2 separate regions of the Homo sapiens genome follow, and region 2 is linked to region 1. A link is a loop called in an ENCODE intact Hi-C map of the cell type or tissue named here. Cell type or tissue: Caco-2. All regions are shown on one strand. Links, peaks and the distances in the headings refer to the core of each region. The heading gives the core; the rest is flanking DNA. Region 1 has its middle 91 kb from the start of RARB-AS1. Region 2 has its middle 19 kb from the start of RARB-AS1.

What was found. Peaks named below come from ENCODE experiments on the same cell type or tissue, not always from the same donor. Only the 100,000 strongest peaks of a DNase experiment are listed, where the experiment ranks them.
Region 2: a loop joins it to region 1, with 1.9 times the contacts of the local background. A loop is called at or near these places in 1 of 110 quality-filtered maps.

The regions. Positions count from the first base shown.
Region 1 is chr3:25,291,537-25,296,921 of GRCh38, forward strand. It overlaps a transcript of RARB not described here. Among named protein-coding and RNA genes, the nearest start is that of RARB-AS1, 91 kb to the right of the region's middle. RefSeq lists enhancers at 1-467, 2,317-3,516. In Caco-2, for the core only: no CTCF peak of the experiment used is centred there; a DNase peak (open chromatin) is centred at 2,345.
Region 2 is chr3:25,362,776-25,368,160 of GRCh38, forward strand. It overlaps a transcript of RARB not described here. Among named protein-coding and RNA genes, the nearest start is that of RARB-AS1, 19 kb to the right of the region's middle. In Caco-2, for the core only: no CTCF peak of the experiment used is centred there; no DNase peak of the experiment used is centred there.

The sequences.
Region 1 (5,385 bases), core at 104-5,103:
CAGCCTCAGAGGATAACTAAGAAAAACCTCTGAGATTGTTAGAGGGGAGCTTCACCTGCCAGTCTGGGCTGCAGGATCTCTATAGCAACCAAACATAAATCAAGGAAATGGCCCCTTTTGTAAGTTGGTTAATAGGCACAACATGCTTCTTTAGAAAATCCAACCATTCTTTCAATAGACTTTGATTGAAAGTCAGCCTTTTCTTCAGACACATTCACATTCACATCTAGTAGCAGCTTGTATGGCTGTCCACGGGCTAATTTATTACCCTTTAAAGATCTGGCAAAGAAAAAATGGCTCTCAGAACAATGTTTACATTCAGAGGCATAAGCACAGAGGCACAAAAGAACATCCTTTTGTTCTGAACTTGGAATATTAATCTTTAACCCAGGACTTTAACTTTCCCTCTCTTATGGGGATTGACAGAACCACTCCTCTCACTAAAATTTTACCAATTTAATACAACGTTGTTTCTAACATGTGAGAAGGGGGTAGTGAGTCTTCCTCCCACTTTTTTTTTTTGCCAAACCTTGATAGAGATTAATTGTTTCTCAAACTCCCCATCCTTTTCTTGAAGAATACCCTGCTTCAGGGGTTGCTGATGAGCAGAGTTGGCTCTCTTGTCCCCAGTAGGAGAATTTGACAAATTAACAAAAATACAAAGACTGTTCTTCACTGCTGGCGATGCAGCGAGTTTAGGGCCATTGGATGGTGAGATAGCCCCTTCCCACCCTCACCCCACCAAAATGTAATTTGGAAATGTGTCCAAGAAATGTCCCACATTGAGCAAGTCCTCCCCGATGTCACAGAGTCTAAAGGCAAAGTGGGGCACACACAGCATTTTCTTTCATGTGGGCAGGGACATGTCACTAAGTGAATGGTGAGCTTTCTCTCAAAGAGGGGAGCCAAATGCTATGCCCCGTCTTCCTTTGAGGTGGGAAGAAGAGATGGGGAAAAGCCTATAGAAACAAACCTTTGTAGTTTTTGTTAAAGTAGATTATAAGATGAAAAAGTTCTTCTAAAACAAGAGAGAGCTTGCGTTGCTCTATGTAGCTTCATATCCCTGACAGAGTTAGGCAAAGAAAGATTTATATTAATGCCTTCCTCTTTAGCTTTCTTAATCCTCAGAAACCAAAGTCTCCAGAAGCTAGACTCCTCAGGAGCTCCTTTCCCTTTGATATGGTCAGCTGTCCCCACTGGCAAGTGGGGAAGAAAGAGCCCTGCGTTGGTTTCAAAATGGGCATGTTTAAACGTGCCCTTGATTTTAGCTGCAGGCCTGTGTTATGAGAAAACATGGTCCTGCCCTATTCGAGGCTGGTCACTTAGAAATAGCTTTTGCCTTAGTGTCAGCCTGAAAATACCTTTGGGGTCTGTGAAACTGAAGACGCTCCCAAAATTTAATGCAAACTAAGCATGATGTGTTCTCCGCGAGAGCCAAAAAGATCCTAGACACTCAGTAAAGGAGGTTGGTTTTGTTTTTTGTGTGTTATTTTTAATTTTTTTCCTGTGGCTGAGAATCCAATGCAGACAAAAGATTAGCTCTCCTAGTTATTCACAGCCTGGCTGTGCAGTCACGCAACCAGATCAGACACGTTATGTAGAATTTTTCGCCGTATACCTGTATCTGTATTCTGATACGTTACGGAGAAGCAGTACAGTACTGTAGTTAAAAATGTGGGCAAAGGCTCTGAATTTTCAGTGTTCAAATGCCAGTTATGCCACTTACTGGCCGTGTCAGTCTGGGCAGTGAGCACCTATCTGTACTCAGTTTTGTCATTTGTAAGATGAGGCTATAATAATACCTACTTCATAAAGTCCTTAAGAGTTGATGTTTTATAATGAACCACTTAGACCAGTGCCTGGCATATCACAAGCCCTCAAACGTTCATTGTTATTAACATTTTTAATGCTTCTTTTTGTAGTTGATGCTATTGTATTGTTGACGATGGGAAGAATGCCTATTACCCAACATACAACACAGCATTTTCCAATTTCAGATGATATTTTGCAGAACACTGGACAAGAGAAAAAGAATTTCCCGAGGCTAGAGTTACTCCATTTAAAAAAAAAAAAAAAAAAAAAGTTCAGAGATAGGAAGCAGCTGTCTATGACAATAACTAATCCCATTTTCCTAAAACCATCATCACCTAGTATCTCTATCTTTGCTTTCGTCTGATTAAATGGAAATGTCTCAGGTTTAGGAGTTCTGGCTAAAAAGGTGGTATGTGTTTGTCTTCTGCCTGTTCTCTGCCACCAAAATGAAGAACTGGTTCTGCTCACCTACCCTAGCCAGCCTCACAGGGTCACAACCTAGTTGCATTTTTGAAATTCAAGCCAAGAATGCTGGAGCTCAATTTCACATGTGTCGTAACTGGGAGTGGCTACTCATGGCTCATCGGTTGTCTGCACCCTTCTCATTTGTTCTAAGGGCTTTGTTACTTTGAATAAGCCTTCTTAGCTTCAGCCCAAGTATCACAGAGACAATAACTTCGGAGGAGGTAAGGAGGGGATGTTCACCGAAGGATTCACCGAGGAAAATGCAGCCTGTTTCCCAGGAAAGAGCTCCACATCTGTAAGAATTCCATGAACAAGTCAGAACTTGCCAAAAGGATCAGCATAATCAAAAAACCAAAGAGGACTGAGATAAACCAAAAAACACCATATGTTGATTATGTTGTCATTCGTTAAGAATTAAGTTTATAAACCTTGGGTACTCACTGAGAAGCAGCATATTCTAGTAGGAAAAGTCCAGGTTTTGAAGAGAGACATTTGAACCACAGGAACTTAACTTTAGTACTTACCGCATGGCCTTAGGCAAGTCCTGGTAGTGAATTCATTCTCTCTACCAGTCAGCATCCAATAAGGAAAAATAAATGCCATTCCAGCTATTTCTAGCAGAAGGAATTGAATATGGGGAGTTGGTCATACAGTTGATGTAAGAGCTAAAAGAGGAAACTGCAGAATGGGGCCACCCAGACATTAGCTACAACAGAAAGCCACTACCCCTCTCCCAACCCAGGCTGAAGGGACTACAGGAAGAGATGGTGCTGTTGGAGGTTAAGATCTGGGGCAGACAGTGGGAGCTAAAACCACAGAGGAAATTCAGTCACTGTGGGAGAAGCCACCTAAGGCAGAGGGAGAGAGGAGAGAGACCATAGCTTCTCTCCTTCCAACGGCCCGTTGGCGGAAGCTTCCTAGAAGTCATTTGGCAATGTATTCGTGGCCTCCCAGTCTTTTCTCCTACTGTTTCTGTAAAAGAAGAGAGAGGAGGAAGAGGGAGTGGAGGGGGGAAGGAAGAGGAAAAATCACCAGCTTTGCAGATTTGCTCTCAGATTCATTCCCTGCCTTTACCCTGCTCTGGTCTTTATCACAGGGTATCGAGGTGTATACACAGATAATAGTGCCCCAGTTAGCCCTTTACTATGTGATTAGTCCTGCTGTGTCTCATGGAAAAAGTATTTCTGCTTTTTTCTCGAAAGACAATCTGTCCATTTTCCCAAAAGAGTAATATGTTACCCAAATTATATAGACTATGTGTTACCACTTACCGTGTAACTCTCATATGCTAGAGGGGCAACATGGTACAGTAGTTAAGAGCAAGAGCTCTTAAGTACTTGTGTTCAAATCCTGGTTGTGCTTGCTTTGTGACTGTTGGGCATTTTAACTGCTATGGTCAGAATATTTGTGTGCCTCAGAAATCCACATGTTGAAATCCAGTCCCCAATGTGTTGGTATTAAGAGGTGGAGCTTTGGGGAGGTGATGAGGTTCTGCCTTCATCAATGGCATTAGTGCCCCTATAAAAGAGGTTTGAGGGAGACCCCTTTGTCCTTCCACTATGTGAGGATGCAGTGAGAAGATACCATCTATGAAGAACAGAACTTTACCAGACATCAAATCTGCTGGTACCTTGATCTTGGACTTCCCAGGCTCCACGACTGTGAGCAATAATTTTCCATTGTTTATGTATTACCCAGTCTAAGGTATTTTGTTATAGCAACCTGGACAAACTAAGACATTAACCTCTCTGGTCTCTTGTTTGTATGATGGGATTAAAAAGAGTCCCAGCCTCATGACACTTTTATTTTATTTGCCTAATATGTAGGGCTGTGTTCTTTTAAGTATTAAATGAAAATTCTCCCAGGCCTAAGATTCGATATGTCAGTGGCCCACTTTTATTGCTGTGATATGTGGACAAGATGGGACTATTTCTCCTTTGGTTTTGACTAAGACACTCACATGCTAGATAATGAATACCAATCTAAATGTAAGGCAGATCACCAACAGCAGAAAATAATATGTTGAGAACAAGTTCCATGACCCTTAGGCCCTTTACCACAGCAGCTAGACGGAGAATTCTGAAGTATCAGGACGGGAACAAGGATATATGGAGATGGAGGATTTATTTAGAGAAAAGGGAGCTTTGCCTCACACACCAAATGTGTTTCTCAAAAGTGCATCTTGTTGGCTCAGTAAATTTTCATGGTTTTCTATATTAGAGACTTAGGATCTAGTTGAATCAACTGTCTAAGCAAAGTATGTTCAAGGATGCCTAATCTTACATAATAGAATGAGCCCTAGGGACATCCACCAAAAGAGGCAAAACTTGAGATGAGCCTTGAAAGAAGAAACTTAGAAGAGGGTAAGAAGACACATACATCATGAAGTATTCCAGAAACAAGGAAAGATCCTCTCAAACCCACAGTAGAAAATTCAAAGGGCAAGGCAGCCTGGAGTCTGCCAAAAAGGCTTTTTTTTCCCCCAAAGAAGCTGGTAACTAGGGTTTTGCTGGAAGTTCCTACTTAGAGGAAAATTAAGCTATCTATGTCCATGGGAAATGAAAGGTGGGAAGTAACTTCACTATTTCCTAGCTTTCTGGGAACTCGGGCAAATTATCTCTGTGCTTCTGTTTCATCATCTGTAACATGTTGATTTTAATTGTACCTACCTCTTGAAGTCGACATGAGGTTGAAATGAGTTCATACATGAATATATTTAGCATGGTAGCCAGCAGGTAGTAAACATTCAAAAATTCTTAGTTTAATTATTGTAATTATTCAGTGGTAAAGGTCTGGCAGAGAAAGAATGAAATTATCTGGATTACTGGAGGGGGAAAAAAACCCTCACTCTAACTGGGAGGGTCAACTTATTCCCTGTCCAAATTGTTTACTGTTTAATTCAGTTCTCAGAATGGATCTCTAACTCTGACCCATGAACCGGTCCATGTATTACTAGTTAGAATTTGGAAGTCCCATTGCTTTTGTTCACCTGCCTGAATCCATAATATATTTAAGTGAGCCAGACATCTCACTTGCATGCTATCCTAGCAGTGCTTTACTTCTAAACTGCCCTGGACAAGATATTTTGCAGGAGTGAGAAGATATGCC
Region 2 (5,385 bases), core at 87-5,086, 71 kb after region 1:
TTTGGCTCATCCTTCATGGGCTACACCCACTGTCTAACCAGTCCCAGTGAGATGAACCAGGTACCTCAGTTGGAAATGCAGAGATCACCAGCCTTCTGCGTTGGCCTCTCTGGGAGCTGCAGACTGGAGCTGTTCCTATTCAGCCATCTTGCCCAGGAACAGAGCTTAGATTTTATGGCAAATGTTGATGAGTAAGAAAAAAAGTTATTACTTTCAATCGATTTACAGGTCCTGGCAATTGAAACATGAAAGTTGAGTGGATAGGAGCTTTAAAAAAAAAGCTTTGATTCAACCTAACCCATATGTTTTGTAGGCAAAACGAAGAGTGCAAAATTGGATAGGACATAATTTAAGGACATTATTGTCCAGGAAAGTTGATGAAAGAAGTATACAGAAAACTATAGTACAAAGAAAAATGTAAAAATTTTCACTAGGGAGGTATAAGCGAAGTGTTATAAGAGGTTAGAGAAGGAACGTAGGCTGTGGGGCTAGTCTGATGGCTCTCCATGATATCTATAATTGATGGCTCCCAAATGTTTACCTCCAGGTAAACATTATCTGGAGCTCAACTCATACATCCAGCTGCCAGCTAGGTATCTCCACTTAGATATCTAACGTAGCATGTCCAGAACTCAATTCCAGCCTTGCTCCTGAAAACCTTCTTTCCTACAACTTTCGCCATCTGGGTTGATGGCAACTTCATCTTTCCAGTTGCTTAGGCCACTTGACATCATTCTTGTCTCCTTTCTTTCTGTCTTATACTACATCTGATCTAAGAGGAAATTCTATTGACTCCACCACAGTATGGGTCTACAATCTAATGACTTCTCCACTACCATCATCCTGGTCCAAGCCACCATTGCTTCTCAACTAGATTATTGAAGTAGCCTACTAGACCGTTTCCTTGCCTCCACCCTTTCCATGCCTTATAACTTTTTCACAGCACAACACAGATCAGTTGACATCACTTGTATTTCCCAGTCTCCCTGTGGCCCCTCATTCCTCTCAAAGTCCTACATGATCTGTGGCACCCCTCAGCTTCATCCCTACTAACATCTCTTTCTCTGACTTGGCTCCAGCCACATTGGCCGCCTTTGCTGTTCCTCTTACATGACAGTAGACTCCCATCTCGGGTCCCTGGCACTGGCTCAAATGTTCTCTCAGATATCCATATAGATCTTTCCTTAACTTCCTTCCACTCATTGCTCAAACATCTTCTTAGTAGGTTCTATCCTGACCATTCTCTTTCAAATTTCAATGCCCTCTCCTAGCATTTCTGATTCTCCTTACAGTTTCTTTTTTCTTATATAGCACTTCTTATCTTTTAGCATACTATATAATTTATCTATTCTTTTTTTGTTTTATTTTGTGATTTATTATCCAGATTCTTCTGTTAGAATCTGAATTCCAAAAGGGCAGGATCCTTGCTTGTTTGGTCCACTGCTAAATCCCAAGTGCCTGGAACAGTATCTGGCACAGAGCAAGTACTCAATGAATATTTGTGAATAAGTAAGCAAGTGGACTCATGAGGGAATTGGGGTTACTCCAAAAAAAATGGAGGTGGTAAGCAATTTTTAAACAACACTGGCTCACAGCCCCCTATGAAAGTCTGTTGAATCCTATGTACCTCCTTCCCAGAATAATGCACATCTGCAAATTTACACAAAATGTGGGCTTCACACTCAGGAGGCTCATTCACATTCTAAGATTCATCATCCAAGGACCCAAGATTAAGAACCTATGTCCTAGGTAGAAAGAACAATATAGACAAAGATTCAGAGGCTGGAATGTGCAGTATGGGTTAGAGATTCAGCAGGAACTATTTGGCTTGAGTGTGTGATGAAGTAAGAGAGCAATGGAAGACTTGTTTGGGCTGTATCGGAGAGGGCCTTGAATGCCACAGTGAAGGTTGTTTCTATTTGACATGCAAGGCAATAGAAAACATGAGGAACCATATCCAGTAATTTTGTCTTTTATTTACCAGCAATTCAATATATAACTTTGCACAATTTATTTCTGTCTTCCTTTGCCTTTTAAACATGTGAAACGGGTAAAATTTCTGAAAGATTTGTACAAGCTGCCTCTTATTATGAAAGATATCGTTAAGTACTTCATTTTTGACAATTAAAATGCATCTTAGTTTATTAACTTCCCTTACACTTCTGACATATCTCAGTTGTATCATTATCCTAGAATCTGATTACTATTAGTATCATTTGATTCATTGACATCTAAGTTTTCAATTGATGCTTTGTTTTGATATTTGGGGGATATCTAGAAATTTCCCATCACTCAAAGGCCCTAAAAATTCTCCCAAATGTGGCAGTACAGAAAATGAGACCATTCTGGGCTTCTAGCTTCCTATCCAGAATGTCCTGTGTACCATGCAAAAGGTATATAAGCCAACCATGTTTTCTTTCTTTCTTTTTTTTTTTTTTTTTTTTTTTTTTTGGCTGGAGGCTCAAGGGATTCTAGCCAGGAATACAGGTGCATGTCACCATGCCCAGCTAATTTTTTGTGAAGGTGGGGTTTCACCATGTTGCCCAGATTGGACTCAAATTCCTGGGCTAAAGTGATCCTCCTGCCTCGGCCTCTCAAAGTACTGGGATTATAGGCATGAGCCACCATGCCTGTCTCATCCATGCTTTCTACTCTCCCTCCCAAATTAAAAATATGGTTCTATGTTCCAGTTACAATTGTTGTGTAACAAACCACCCAGAACTGAGGGGCATAAAACAACCATTTATTCTGCTCACAGAGTCTCTGAGTTAGGAATTTGAGCAGGGCACAACAGAAATGGCTTATCTCTGCTCCACAATACCTAGGGTCTCAGCAAAAAAATGTCCAAAGTCCAAGAGTGACTTGAAGGCCAGATATTGAAATCACATGAAGGATTATTCATTTTCGTGTCTGTTATCTGGGCTAGGATAATTCAAAGGTTGAGATTGTGGACTAAAAGCCTTACTCTCAATGTGGTTTTGGTTTCCTCACAACCATGGAGACCTCAGGGTAATCTAACTTGTTATGGGGGCAGCTCCAGTACAACTATTTCAGTGAACAAGGTAGAAACAGCCTAGCTTTTTGTGACCTAATGTCAGCAATCACATGGCAACATTTCTGCCATACCACAGTAGTCACAACTGTGCCTCCATTCATGGAGAGGAAACAGGGATCTCACAGCTCTCTATAGGAAGTCTGTCAATAGTGTAACCATTTTTTTAAAACACCACACTTGTGCAAATATGAGCATCATTATGGAGAGTGCAGGACACATTTCTTCCTACTGACTTTTTCCCTATAGGGATGAGACACAACTAGACTTGCCATTCGTTCAAGGCCTTTATGCATTATGGACTGTGCTAAGGCTTCACATCCATTTTCTTCAGTACCTGTTACAGCCTTGTAATATGGGTGTTGTTATTTCTATATTACAAATGGGAAAGTGTTGCTCAAAGAGATCGAGAAATTTACTGTGTTCTCAAGGCTAACAAGTAGTAGAGAAAAGATTTGAACCTACAACTGATTATTTCCCAGTCCCATGTTCCCCCTACTAGAATATGATGCTTTGCCTTCTACCCCTCAGGATTACTATTTTGTTAGTAAAATAATAGGTAGAAAAACACAGGAAACAACATCCGCACAACAATTGCAATTAAGTGCCAATTATGTGAAATAAATGATCAGGTTAATAGAAGTAACCTCTGTTTTAAAGGATTTTAGAATATGTGTGTAGATAGCACAAAGATTCCTAGAAAACTGATGAAACCAGAACTTTGAAAATGAGAGTTGGAAAACTCAACATAAAGGAAATAATATACAGGGCACAATCAAAATATTTTTAGCTCATGGTTCCTAAATACTGGTCAACCACTGTTTTCAAAAAGCCTACATTTGTGAGGGGGACTTGTTCTTATCAATCTATATTGAGTTATGTTATTGCCTACATGTTCTGGGTCTCTGTGAGCACACATGAACTCTCTGTGGCACAGAGTGAATGCATTCTTTGGATAGTCTCCAGTGAGAGCATTTCCTAAATATTATCCTTGCATTTGGAATTGTTCATGGGCCTCATTTTACCTCATGAGGTAAAGAGATTACTTGCAGAGTGGTGAACATATTGTTAGGCCCAAATTTAACCATTTTTTTTTCTTGTGACAGAATCCTCAGGATTGTAGCAACAGGCAGAATGTCGTAAAGAAATTTGGATTGAAGAAAGGAGAGGAAAGGATGACCCTTAAACAGGCAGCCTGTCTCATACCCTCCTTATTGCCAGCCAAGAGTTCATATTCCATCTTTTCTTTCTTGTCAATCTAAACATGTGAAACTAGAGATCTAAAAAAGATTCTCTCCAGTATTTCCTCAGGTTGGAATAACACCAGGAAAAGCAAAAGACAGACATGCTTATCAATGTTTACTTGAAAGATTGGGTTTTCAATGTTGGTACAGAGCATCATTTTGGCAGACAATTCCAGGCTATGGTAGCATTTGAGCAATCTCCTCTGGCACCCAGCATAATGGCATCAGTCACACTTTGACAGGAGAATTTTCTTCCCATGTTCTTGTTCTTGTCAGGAACTCCTTCCGTCAAATGGCAAAAGGGGAACACAGGAGTGGACATACCTTAACTTAAAAGATGGTATGTCTGCTTTTATATGCTTTGGCAAAGCATCTACTTTAGGGTCCAAGCATATAGCAGGGCCCCAATAAATGCTGGTGGGATTGTATCAGTCCCCTATCTCAGCTGAAATGTGGCTGTTCAGCCAGGCATGGTGGCTCATACCTTTAACCTCATTACTTTGGGAGGCTGAGGTTGGCAGATCGCTTAAGCTGAGGAGTTCGAGACCAGCCTAAGCAACATGGTAAAAACCCATCTCTATAAAAAAAAAAAAAAAATACCAAAATTAGCCGCATATGGGGGTGTGCATCTGCAGTCTCAGCTACCTGGAGGGCTGGGGCAGGAGGATTGCTTGAACCCAGAAGATCGCACCCCTGCACTCCAGCCTGGGTGACAAAGTGAGACCCTGTCACAAAAAAAAACAAGCAAAAAAAAAACAAAAACAAAACAAAAGAAATATGGCTATTCAATTTCATAGGAGAATTTCAGAAGAATCAAGGGGGAGTATCGAAGTAGACAGGCTGGAAAGATGATTCCACAATACTGTTTCATGCACTGGGGCGGACAGGCAATTAAGTTTTCGGTGCTCCTCTGTGAAATGAGAATATGTAAGAAAATATTTTTTAAGCCTAAGTTTTTTACAAACAAAAATTTCAAGCTAAAAGACTTTCCTTTATTCTAAGAATATTCTTTCTGACTTTTTTAGGGGGTAGGGGCTTGAAAATCTTTCCTTTTATGAAATGATAATGGCAGTAAATAATAGTTGTTTT